2 separate regions of the Homo sapiens genome follow, and region 1 is linked to region 2. The links are chromatin loops, found by intact Hi-C in ENCODE. Cell type or tissue: GM12878. All regions are shown on one strand. Links, peaks and the distances in the headings refer to the core of each region. The heading gives the core; the rest is flanking DNA. Region 1 overlaps UGT8 (UDP glycosyltransferase 8). Region 2 has its middle 76 kb from the start of CAMK2D.

Region 1 (5,397 bases), core at 222-5,221, 770 kb before region 2:
CCTAGTCTTAGAACAGCTCTCTCAAAGCAGGAAGACACCACCACTGAATCACTCATTCCGTTGCTAGTAAAAAATTTTTATTTAAGTAAAATTGAATTCTTCCTGTTGATGCCTCTCCTCTGAATAATGAATATTATGAGGATGAGGGAGAATCAGATTAAGACTTAAGTGTAGAAGTTTAAAAAATTCCAACAGATGAGACTATATTCAAGATGTGTTACAGAAGTGTGTCCAAGTTTTTTGTTGTTGTTGTTGTTGTGTGTGTATCTGCTTAATTAAACCCATTAAAAATTCTGAATTTGCAAAACAGGTATTAATAAAATCAGAATAGGATTTTTTCTATGGTAAATTGTATGTTGATATTGCTTTAAATTTCAAAGTCCCTGAGTATATTTAATATATAATGTGCTTTAATGTCACTAACCACAATTTTTTTCTGTAAACTATTTCTAACATACAGAAAAATATAAAGATTAACATAACAAACATCTGTATGCCCATCACTTAATATTTAAGAAGTGTTAAATGTTTGCCCTATTTTCTTATTCTATAAATATGACTCAACTTATAAAAGCTGAGTTTATATACAGCTTTTCAAGAACCTATTACAGAACATATAGCATATTTGCACACTTGATTCTACTTTGTAAATTCATGTGCACATTATTTAAACTTGATGTTTCACTTGGAAGAAAATTAGCCCCACAGTTTTTACTCATTAAAGCAAGTTATAGCTTAATGTAATAACTAAAAAGTCATGATTTGGTGTCTTGAAATATTTTGAGTATTAAATTTCTTCAAAACAATTAAAAAGTACAAAATGATTTCACAAATATTTTGTTATATAATATTCCCAAATCAAGCACATATTTACCAAATCAGATACGAATGTAAATTTCTTTAATGAACTGGATTCCTTGCAGATGCATTTCTGTTATTTATATCAAGTCAATGGAAATAAATTATATCTTCAAAATAAAATCAATATAGTGATTATTCCAAATTAACAATTCAGATAAATAGTACAATGCTACAAGGAAACAGTATCTCTGAAATGTTCCTACTATACATCTTTCCATCTAATCTAAATGTTTTAATATTTACATAAATGTCCATCCAGAGAATACGAACTGACCTACACTGTCCTAGATGCCCTGCCATTCATAAACCAAAGGTACCATTTTTATTTTGGCTATGCACTCCTAAACACTTACCTAAGTGTGGCATTCTGTATAAGTCAATTTCAACTTGGCATCTGTTATCTCTGTAAGGGAGTGCTGAGCATGACAATATATAGTCTAAAACTGACTTGGTGAATATACAACATGGAACTAGAAGAAATCCTAAACTGAAAATCACCTGCTTAGATTACTATGCTTTACAAATAACAGGGCCATAAATCGTGAAGGACTAAGCACAGTGGGAAAAAAAAAAGCACTGAAACACAACTGCAAAATAGAGAAGTGCTGAAAACGAAAAGTATGGCTAGCGATTTTCAGGTAAAGAATATGATTAAATATTAAAACTACAGATATAAAATTCATTTCATCTTAAAAATATGGAATATCTAATTTTGTTTTATTCAACAAACATGTATTGGGACAACAAATATTTATTATATGCCTTATAACCAATTAGTAAACAATATGTACTATGTGCAATTGTTGGTTGACTTCCAAACCACTGCATAGATGTAAACATTTTCTCAAATTATGCAGTAATTACAGAGTAAAAAACTTATACACATATTAAAATAGAAATCTAATTTAAAATGTTTATTAATCTCTAATATAAAGCATCACTTCATCCAAACAGAAAATCCTAGGAAAAAAGTAGGTATATTTAAATATTACCATAGTAGTCTTAATTGGGGGAAAAAAAAAAAAAAAGCAAACAAACCTCTACAAATCAGTCCTTCCCCTATTACACAGGCTAATAATTATTTTTCACATGTTGATTTTTAAGACCCTATGAGGTATAGAGGTGCCTTTGGAATCATCAAATATTAAATTACATTTTGTTAAATTTTGAAATCATCTGTATTGTTTTCTGAGTTTATTTTCAGCTAATACTAAAATGTATAATCAATGTCCTTATAGATTATCTAAGGAACTAGAACACACTTAAAATACTAAGAGTACTTTAAACAAGACATTAGAAACCTGGAGGTTTAATTACCAGGTGCTTTTTAAACACAATGCATATGCCACCAGACCCTCCTGACTGGCGGAAGCATGGATTGTCCTGAGAAACCCAACATCTCTGCAACGCTCTTGAGGCAACTTCCACTCTCTCTTCAAGGACTTTTGTTCAGTTGGCTCCCTCTGCTCCCTTCAAAACTTTCAATGGCTGCTATTCTACTGGCCTCTAACCAAAAAAGTTAAAAGTATGATCAAATTTTCATCTTAAAAATATATTTTCAATCACTCTCTGTGAATTCTGAGAGCGAGTACTTGTGAAAGCAAAAATGACTACGGACCTTCTAATCACAAATCCAAGTCCTGGTTTCCATAAAACAGGTAGCATTTGTTAAACACAAAGGAGTAACCTCCCAGGCATTGTGCTTGATAGATTTTATCTCATCTGATCCTCACAGTAGCCCTATAAAGTAGGTGCTTCTCCCCTCATTTGCTAAATGAGGAAATGAAACTAAATTGTGAGCTCAAGGTCACAGAGCTATTCGGGGCTCGAGAGGGGGTGGGAACCGAGACTGTCTAACACCCCCTCATTTCAGTACCTGACCTTCTCACTTTCTGAAATTTTCTCAGTTTTCAGCTGCTTTTAAAAGTTACACCCTCCTAACTCTCCTCTTGCCTCTCTTGTTCTGTACCTTCTCGTTTTTCTTTATTGCTTCCTATTTCTCTACCCAACTCTTAAATTTTAGGATCTCCCCAGGCCTCTGTTTCCCTATTAACTTTTGGTACTTGCCCTGGAAAACCTATCAACTTTCACGGTTTATAATTACCTATACACTGAAAACTCCTAAATGTTTCTGTGTGTCTATCCATTTATCTACCTACCATTTATCTACCTGCCTATCTAGCCCAGGACCTCTGTGCTCAGAACTCACATACAATGATTCACTGGACACACATCTCCAGTTCGATTTTCTATAAGCACTTCAAGTTCTACATGTCTAAAACTGAACTCTATCACTCTTGCTCTCAAATCTGGATCTCCTTTTAAGTTCCCATCCCATCCTCCTATACCACCCACTCCCAATCCTCCAACCAAATTGGTCACCTAATCTTAGAGGTTCTACCACCTGAATATCGTTGTAACCAAACCCCTTTTTTTCATCCCACTGCCAACACTTTGGTACAAGGACCTCAACCTCTCTTACCAAAGCCACCCCAATATCTTCTAAACTACCATCCAAATCTCACATTCCTCAGATCCATCCTTCTAGATTGCTTGCTGTAAGAGCTGTTTTCTCATCACATAGCTCCTCTGTTTAAAACAACCTTAAACTGAAAATAGTCCATACTCCTGAGAATGGCAAACAGCCCTCCATGATCTTGCTCCTGCCTCCAGTGATTCATCTTTTATGTCACCCTCTAAGAAACCCTCAAATCTCCTGTCCCCACACAGAATTGACCACTTCCAAATTTCTGCTCAGGGTACTGTGTGTGTATCTCTATCACGGCACTTACAGAACAGCCAGCACTATACTGTAGATATTGAAAATAGCCTGTTTCCTCCTTGTCTCCCCCTTTTAAACCTAGAGCCCTCCCAGGGCCTTAATTGTATGCACATCCCCAGAGCACAGTGCTTGGCACACAGTATGCTTTTAACAAATATTTGTTGAATAAAAGAATGAATGTTTGTGAAATGCTTCAGATTAAGGAGATATGATTACCACTGTTTTCAAGATCAAATTAAACCATTTTAATCATATGTATTTGATTATGTACCTCCTCCATAAGTAGATTTGCAAAATAATATTTAAATAATTCATGTAGCCTCAAGTATGGTTAGCAGGATTCTCAAATCATACTTCTTATTCTGGACTTCCGGGGTAGAAAAATATTAACTACACTACATTATAGTTAGTAAGTTTCAATGGCAGAAAGTAATATGTAAAATATTCTAGTATACATATTCCTAAACAAAGACGATCTGGGCCTATCATAAGAAAGTAAACTTTTTTTTAAAGGCTGCTTCAGTTTCTCAGAAACACCAAGATATTCCAGAAGACTGAATTGTCTGAAATTAATACACCCTCCTAAAGATCTCATACACAAATTTTTTCTATAAAAGGTACATTAAAACCTTTTATATAGAGGTCACCCTTCTGGAAACCTAAACATTTCAGTTCACAGTCCAAACCACAAATAAAGCACGTAAACTGAAAGTGTCTGTCACAAAGTCTACAGGATTTACACTCGGGCAATAGCCCACATCATTTGATGGAAAAAAAGACAACAGATAATAGAGCAGCAGGGCCCACTCACAGTCTGACAGCAGCAGAAAGTGATAGCCAATAACAGAAAGAGGACCCAGAAAAAAAAAAAAAACATAAAAAGAAGAATGGTACTTCTGTCTCTATTCTAGTATTTCAACCCAGCAGGCTGAGACCATTTACTATAAACAAAAACAGCTCTATACACCTCAGCGAATAGCACTATTCAATTCTTTATGAATTCATAAAGACAACCCAACAAGAAAGAATAACTTATATCCAATATTCTCCAAGGGAACAAGGAAGACAGTAAGATTTAGAAATTGCTTGTGGGTTATAATGGCTCTTTTTTTTTAAGTTTCAGTAATAAACGGTGTGAAGAGTCAGCTACCGAGAAAATGTGCTTATGTAAATAAGTACCAATGCAGATGAGGTCAAATAAATGAGATACTATATCTTGCATAAATAATCAAAGTTCTCACTCTCCAAGGATATCTTAGAAATTCCCAGGTGTATGTTGGAAAATCCTAGTATGAATTAAAAAGCAACAAATTGATATTATTTGATAAACAGGTGCATGATTTTAAAAAGGATTTGAGGATTGAAGATGGGATTTTTAGCAATATTTAAATGGTAATGAAGCTGATAGTTGTTCATAAGGTGCAATAAAATGTTTTAATTTAAATTATTGGGAAATGTAAACTGTCAAAATCTTTAAACGAAAAGTAGTTTTTATCCAAAAAAATTGTCATAAGCATCTTTATTTACTGCATTGGTTTATTTATTCTAAGACGCGTACCAAGCTTAAATACAACAAGCATAGTCCTCTGGAAATCTTAGATTTAAAAAGAGTTTGAACCTGTATAGTAGTATTACCTGGAAAAAGTCAGAAGTATAGTTTCTGTTCAGTTATGCCCAACCTCCTAATAGAGTATCAAGCCTTTACTAAATATCGGGGCACTATGCTTTATTGTAGTTTTTAAAGACTTGTATAA
Region 2 (5,397 bases), core at 197-5,196:
TTTTCAAATCTCTGCAGACAGCCTTGTAATTCTGGATGGCCATGAGGTGACTGCAGGCCACCGTCACAATATCATCTTTAATGAATGTTTATTTTCTTCCTTGTAGGAGAGTCATGATTTTTATCTTTCTTTAAAAATTGTTTTTACCACCATGTTGATTATCCATTTTACAAACTTTCATTGCCTCTTTTGATGATTAAGATCCAACTTCTTAAATTAGCCTTCAAGCTTCTTTACCACCTGGATACACACTATCCTCATTTTTTTTTTTTTTTCATTTTGCCCTTACACACATATTCCCTTTAGCTGGGAGGACATATTTGCTGTCCTGAGCATGTCTTGAGGTTATGGCCCTGCCTCTAGATTTAGTTTATTGTATCCCTCCCGGCCTTTACCTCCTGTTCATCCTTCAGAAACAAGCTCAAAGCTCACCACTTCTATTAAATCTTCCAAAACAACACCACACAAATTCCTCTCTCTGTAAAGAATTTAGTGCTGTCAGTATTCTCGTGAGACTTTATAAGTTGTTCTTGATTTCTTTAAATATACATCTTTTTGTCCCAGGGACCATATACTTGTATTTTCCGTATCTGTCAAAGTACCTAGCCCAGTGTCTTGTACCACCCATCAATTAGTGGTTAAAGAATTAATTGACAAGACATCCTGGGGAGAGAAAAAGCGTCTGTCACATTCCCAGTCTCCCACAATACACCAAAAGTATGTGCTCCACTTATAAGATCTAACACTTTTTATAGTTTGGAAAATTACTTCCAAAAAGCTAGGTGAAAGATACACAAATGCAATAATAGCTTGATTGCACTCAACAGGGAATGCATCTTAAATTCCTAGTTATGAATATTTTAATGAACAGTATCAATAAAAGCCTCTTACCCCTTGGCCTATTTGTGATGCTAAGGATTCAGTTAGTAATAACAGCTCTTTAAGGACAGAGGGAACTCAGAATAATTTATTTTTTCAAGAGCATAAAAGGCAAAGATGCTCCAGGGAAGTTTTATAAGCCACTTCCAAAAAGAAATAATTACTGAACTTACTGAAAGCATGGATGAATTGTTAGTTTTACTAAAAATAGATTTTAATAGATTTGTCCATCTGAGAAAAGTACAGTGGACAGACTTTTAGAAAACAAAATACTTGCCGTTAGAAAGAATTCCCAAATTCTACAAAATAACGGTAAGTGCTCAAAGTACACTTGAACATTTTGAGGTTTTTTTGTTAGTGAAGGTTGCACATTTAAATGCAGAAGCTTTTGCCATCTTTGTTGTCAATCCCTCCCTCATGGTCATCTAGAAAGCTGAGTAATTAGAAGTGTGAAATTAGTAGCCAGAGTGTCCCAACTTCGCCACTTGTGTAACCCAGAGCAAGATAGTGACACTGTCAAAACCTCAGTTTACTCTTCTATAAAATAGCGGTACTGATAGCACCTGCCTTGCAGGGTTCCTATGAAGATTAAATGAGATAATGCAGCTCACCCACTGAGCACAGGGTGCCACATGCTACTCTTAGAAGATGTCAGTTATAATTGTTGCTTCATCATATATCATAGGAGAAAAAAAGCAAAATGCTTCTGAAGAAGTAATGATGACTATTGAGACAGATAATATGTACAAAGCCAGGAGTACTTCAGAATTTAGAATAGCTATAAGATTTAATGAATCAAGTGAAGTGAGAAGCTTCCAATATGAATCGTAACATAAATTTTGAAGCAATTCCCCTTATAGGCAGTTCTACCCTGTAATAGAAAATGGTAAAATACAATGTACTGAAAAATAGTCAGATCTCCCTCAGGCTTTGGTTCATTATAAATTACCTTATTTAATGTACACATGTTATAAATTGAAATCTCTACTGAATAGAGCCCATTATAGCACTGAATTTATGGCAGTGGACTTTAACCAAAGGTTTTTAATTACATGAAGTTCCCTAAGGACCTTCCTAAAATGTGGCTACAACTATCACACATTCCTCTCTCTGAAGGTGGCATGCTAGGGAAAGCCAAATATGGTATGTGATCATAGAATCATATAACTTATCAATTGAAAGGTTATTACAGAACTTATACAATCCCTCAATTTTTCAGCTAAGGAAATTAAGATCTTGAGAATCTAAGTGTCTAGTAATGTTCTTTAGTGTACATTTTTTAAAAATGCAATTAAAGGGATGATCCCAGTGAGAAATGACTTATTGTGACACATCTTCAGCAGCTTCTTAGCAGAGCAGAACAAGCCAGGGATGTTATAATAACTCTGAGAAAGACATAACAAAATTCTCAGTAGGCACGTATCTAGTTTTCTTCTTAAAACTTACAATGCTGGCTGCATGGTCTTGTATTTTCTCACTTCCCTTTTCTTGTTCAGCCTTAGCTTATGGCCTTTTCATTTAGAGTGATCCTTACTTACTCAGATGCTGAGTCATTCTTGGTAATGGCAAATCACACATGCTCAGCATAGAACCTATTTCAACATATCTGGAATTAAGCTTGTGGCTTTAAATTTTAGAGGAGCCCTGGTTTCACAGGTCTTCACTAATCACAGCTTTCTCATCACTGCCATGTTTAGCTCATGTAAATATTCTTGTCTTAATAACAAAAATAGTAGCAACAACAAAAGTCTTTTGTATGTTCATATAATGGCACAGATAATGATAATTAACCTCATTGATTACTATTACATACCCGGCATTAACAACAAACCCTAAAAGATAGGAGCACTTAGCTCCCCATTCACAGAGATGAGAAAACTGAAGCAGAGAGAATTAAGTAAAATTACCCAAATACATAAATTGGCATCCAAGGAGTCCGGTTCCAGAACCTATAATTTAATCTTTACATTCTCAGTCCCTGAATCCTTAACCACTAGATTCTACATCACATGATCCTCACAAAATATTCTGAACTAAGTATTTTTAGCTCTACTTTATCAGTGATTAAACTGAGATTTAGAGAGGTTAAACTTAAAAAGGTTACATAACATGACAAGTATGTGGGAGAGCTAGGATTATAATCCAGGTCTAACTGATTGTAAAATCTGCACACCATTTAAATAGCTGTGCTTTTCAGGCCTTCAGCAGCATTATCCCCTGAGACTAGAACACAGGGGCACTGGCTCAGCTTTTGGGGGCTTCATCTTGCTCCCTATAATCCTGGTCTACTGAGAGATCATCAGGAGCCACATGGCCATCTACCCAATACTGACTGTGGCTACTCTTGCAGATCTTTTCTGCCTTGCCCTCTGTCCAAAGAGTTCACCACCCTTTGAACATTATATGTTGGATGCTGGCCACCCTTCTGATGCGAACTCAGCAAAAAAGCCAGGTTAATTCCCTCAGCTCTGGCCCCAGTTTTCTGTCCTCTTCGCACAGAGGACCATTATTCCTTCTGGTCCAAATTATTGAAGTCTCCACATTACAGTCTCTGTATATTCCTGCTTTAAAATAGTTTGATGTGATGCTATTTATCAATTTTTATTTTCAGGTATATATGTGTGTATACGTTTAAGTATATGAGTTATATTTTTGTTTTATATATTTTAATAACTCAGGAAATCTAGAACACTTTAAGCAAAACATACTTAGTGATGTAAACATGTCTGCAATGTAGTCTTAAAAACTACTTGTTAATCTTCATCGTAGTGTCTTAGTACTTTCCTTTGTATATATAAACATTTGGCTGTATTGAATTAGATTTTTCCTAAGTCAAATGGGTGCCAAGCTACATTGTTTAACAGGGTATGATGTTTTATCCTTAAATCAATAAGCTGTACTTTGAATTAGCCATGTAAAACTAGGTAAAGTAATCCAGCTGTGTCCATTTCACTCGGGGCTGACTTACCAATGCTTTGAATTGGACATGTCAGCTCCACTGCTAATGAGCAATTGCCCTTGAAAACAGCGTATACTTTTTTATTGTCCTTGGGAATATTATAAGAGCAGAATATCAAGAATTTCGCTCAAGAGATAGCAAATGCCTTTAAAAAATATTTAACATGATTTTCATGCATATTTGTGGAAAAATGAGTAGTTGATATAATATTAAAGATAACTGCATAAAATTAGGTGCTGCCAAAAGTGAGAGAGGCAATTTGTTTATTTTTATGTACTTCATTTTCATCTATGTCATATTCCTAATGCAAGATTTTGTTAAACACAAAAAATAATTGCTTTGAACATTTAATATATAATTTCCTTTTATGTGAGCAGATTAAAAACATTTAAGCTGATGCCAATTCTAGAAGTGCTAACTGCTGAAAATATGTTTTCAACTAGACATCATTAATGTCTACAGTTCTAATGAATCTTTTTCTCTTAGATCCTGAGAATCTCTGAAAGTTATGCATTTTGCCAAAGTTGCAGTTGTTAAGAAGGAGCAATTGTTGCCTACTTATTCTTGTAAACACATTTTGGCATAATTATGTAATTGTAATCCAAAATTCTCTTCTCTGAACCAAAACTACCTTTAAGAGGTAGAATGTATAGAATTCATCACCATCTTTATTGCTTTGACTCAATATAATTCTGTCAGACATTCAGCAAAAGACTTTAAACTTACTCAGACGAAAAAGTATGCTAATTTGCTAGTAGATACCAATCGCATCTTTTTCCTTAAAGTGAAGTATTGTTACTTTCAGCAACATCATTTGTAAACTGTGGCTGTCACCATGAGAGTATTAATTCTTTTTTAAAAAAATTAATGTGATATTTATATTAACATCAGAGGGGCCCAATGTCCAGAACAAAAATAATCAGTGAGTAAATACAGGAATTCTGCTTCTACCACCAGGACAATTGTGAGTAATGCCTTCCACCCTGAATCCACTCAAGGGTAAGGCAGGAGGTATTTCCTGAGCCTTGAAGCAGCAGTGAATAAAGGAAACAGCCTCAGCTCAGAGCTCAGGTTCTGAACTGAACTGTGTACTGTTACCCGTGTGGGTAACATTGGTCAAATTACTTGTGCACTCTGTCTCAAATTATTCTCCATATAACAGGAATACATATGAAACATGTAGCATATTTCATAAAGTCCTAATTCTGATACTTACCTCTCTCCAGGTTTTTACCGATCAAAGCACCAGGATCCTAACTGTAAAAGCTAGATGTTGGATCATTCCACTTAGGATTCTATATTTAACAATATCTATAAGACTTTGAACCTTATAAAAATGATAAAAATGGTTATTTAAATTAGCTGGCCCCACATTTTATAATAAAAAATACATCCAGTTTACTGTGCAACCTCACGTATACGTGTGTGCAGGGTACTTGTACATTTTCCTAAGGGATTTGATGGTATATTTTAACTCTTGGTGCTATGATGGATTCTATTTCTATACAGCTCTTGCAGTTCATTGTTCAGCTAATTGGGTCCGGGGTATCTGTTTTCTT

What was found. Hi-C counts contacts between places; a loop is a spot of excess contacts. Peaks named below come from ENCODE experiments on the same cell type or tissue, not always from the same donor. Only the 100,000 strongest peaks of a DNase experiment are listed, where the experiment ranks them.
Region 1: a loop joins it to region 2, with 4 times the contacts of the local background. A loop is called at or near these places in 1 of 110 quality-filtered maps.

Annotation. Positions count from the first base shown.
Region 1 is chr4:114,600,950-114,606,346 of GRCh38, reverse strand. All of the region lies in intron 1 of UGT8 (UDP glycosyltransferase 8), which reads right to left. Among named protein-coding and RNA genes, the nearest start is that of UGT8, 4.8 kb to the right of the region's middle. RefSeq lists an enhancer at 2,842-3,051. In GM12878, for the core only: no CTCF peak of the experiment used is centred there; DNase peaks (open chromatin) are centred at 2,696 and 4,356; H3K4me3 peaks cover 337 bases; H3K27ac peaks cover 920 bases.
Region 2 is chr4:113,834,654-113,840,050 of GRCh38, reverse strand. No RefSeq gene overlaps it. Among named protein-coding and RNA genes, the nearest start is that of CAMK2D, 76 kb to the right of the region's middle. In GM12878, for the core only: no CTCF peak of the experiment used is centred there; a DNase peak (open chromatin) is centred at 2,420; H3K27ac peaks cover 2,121 bases.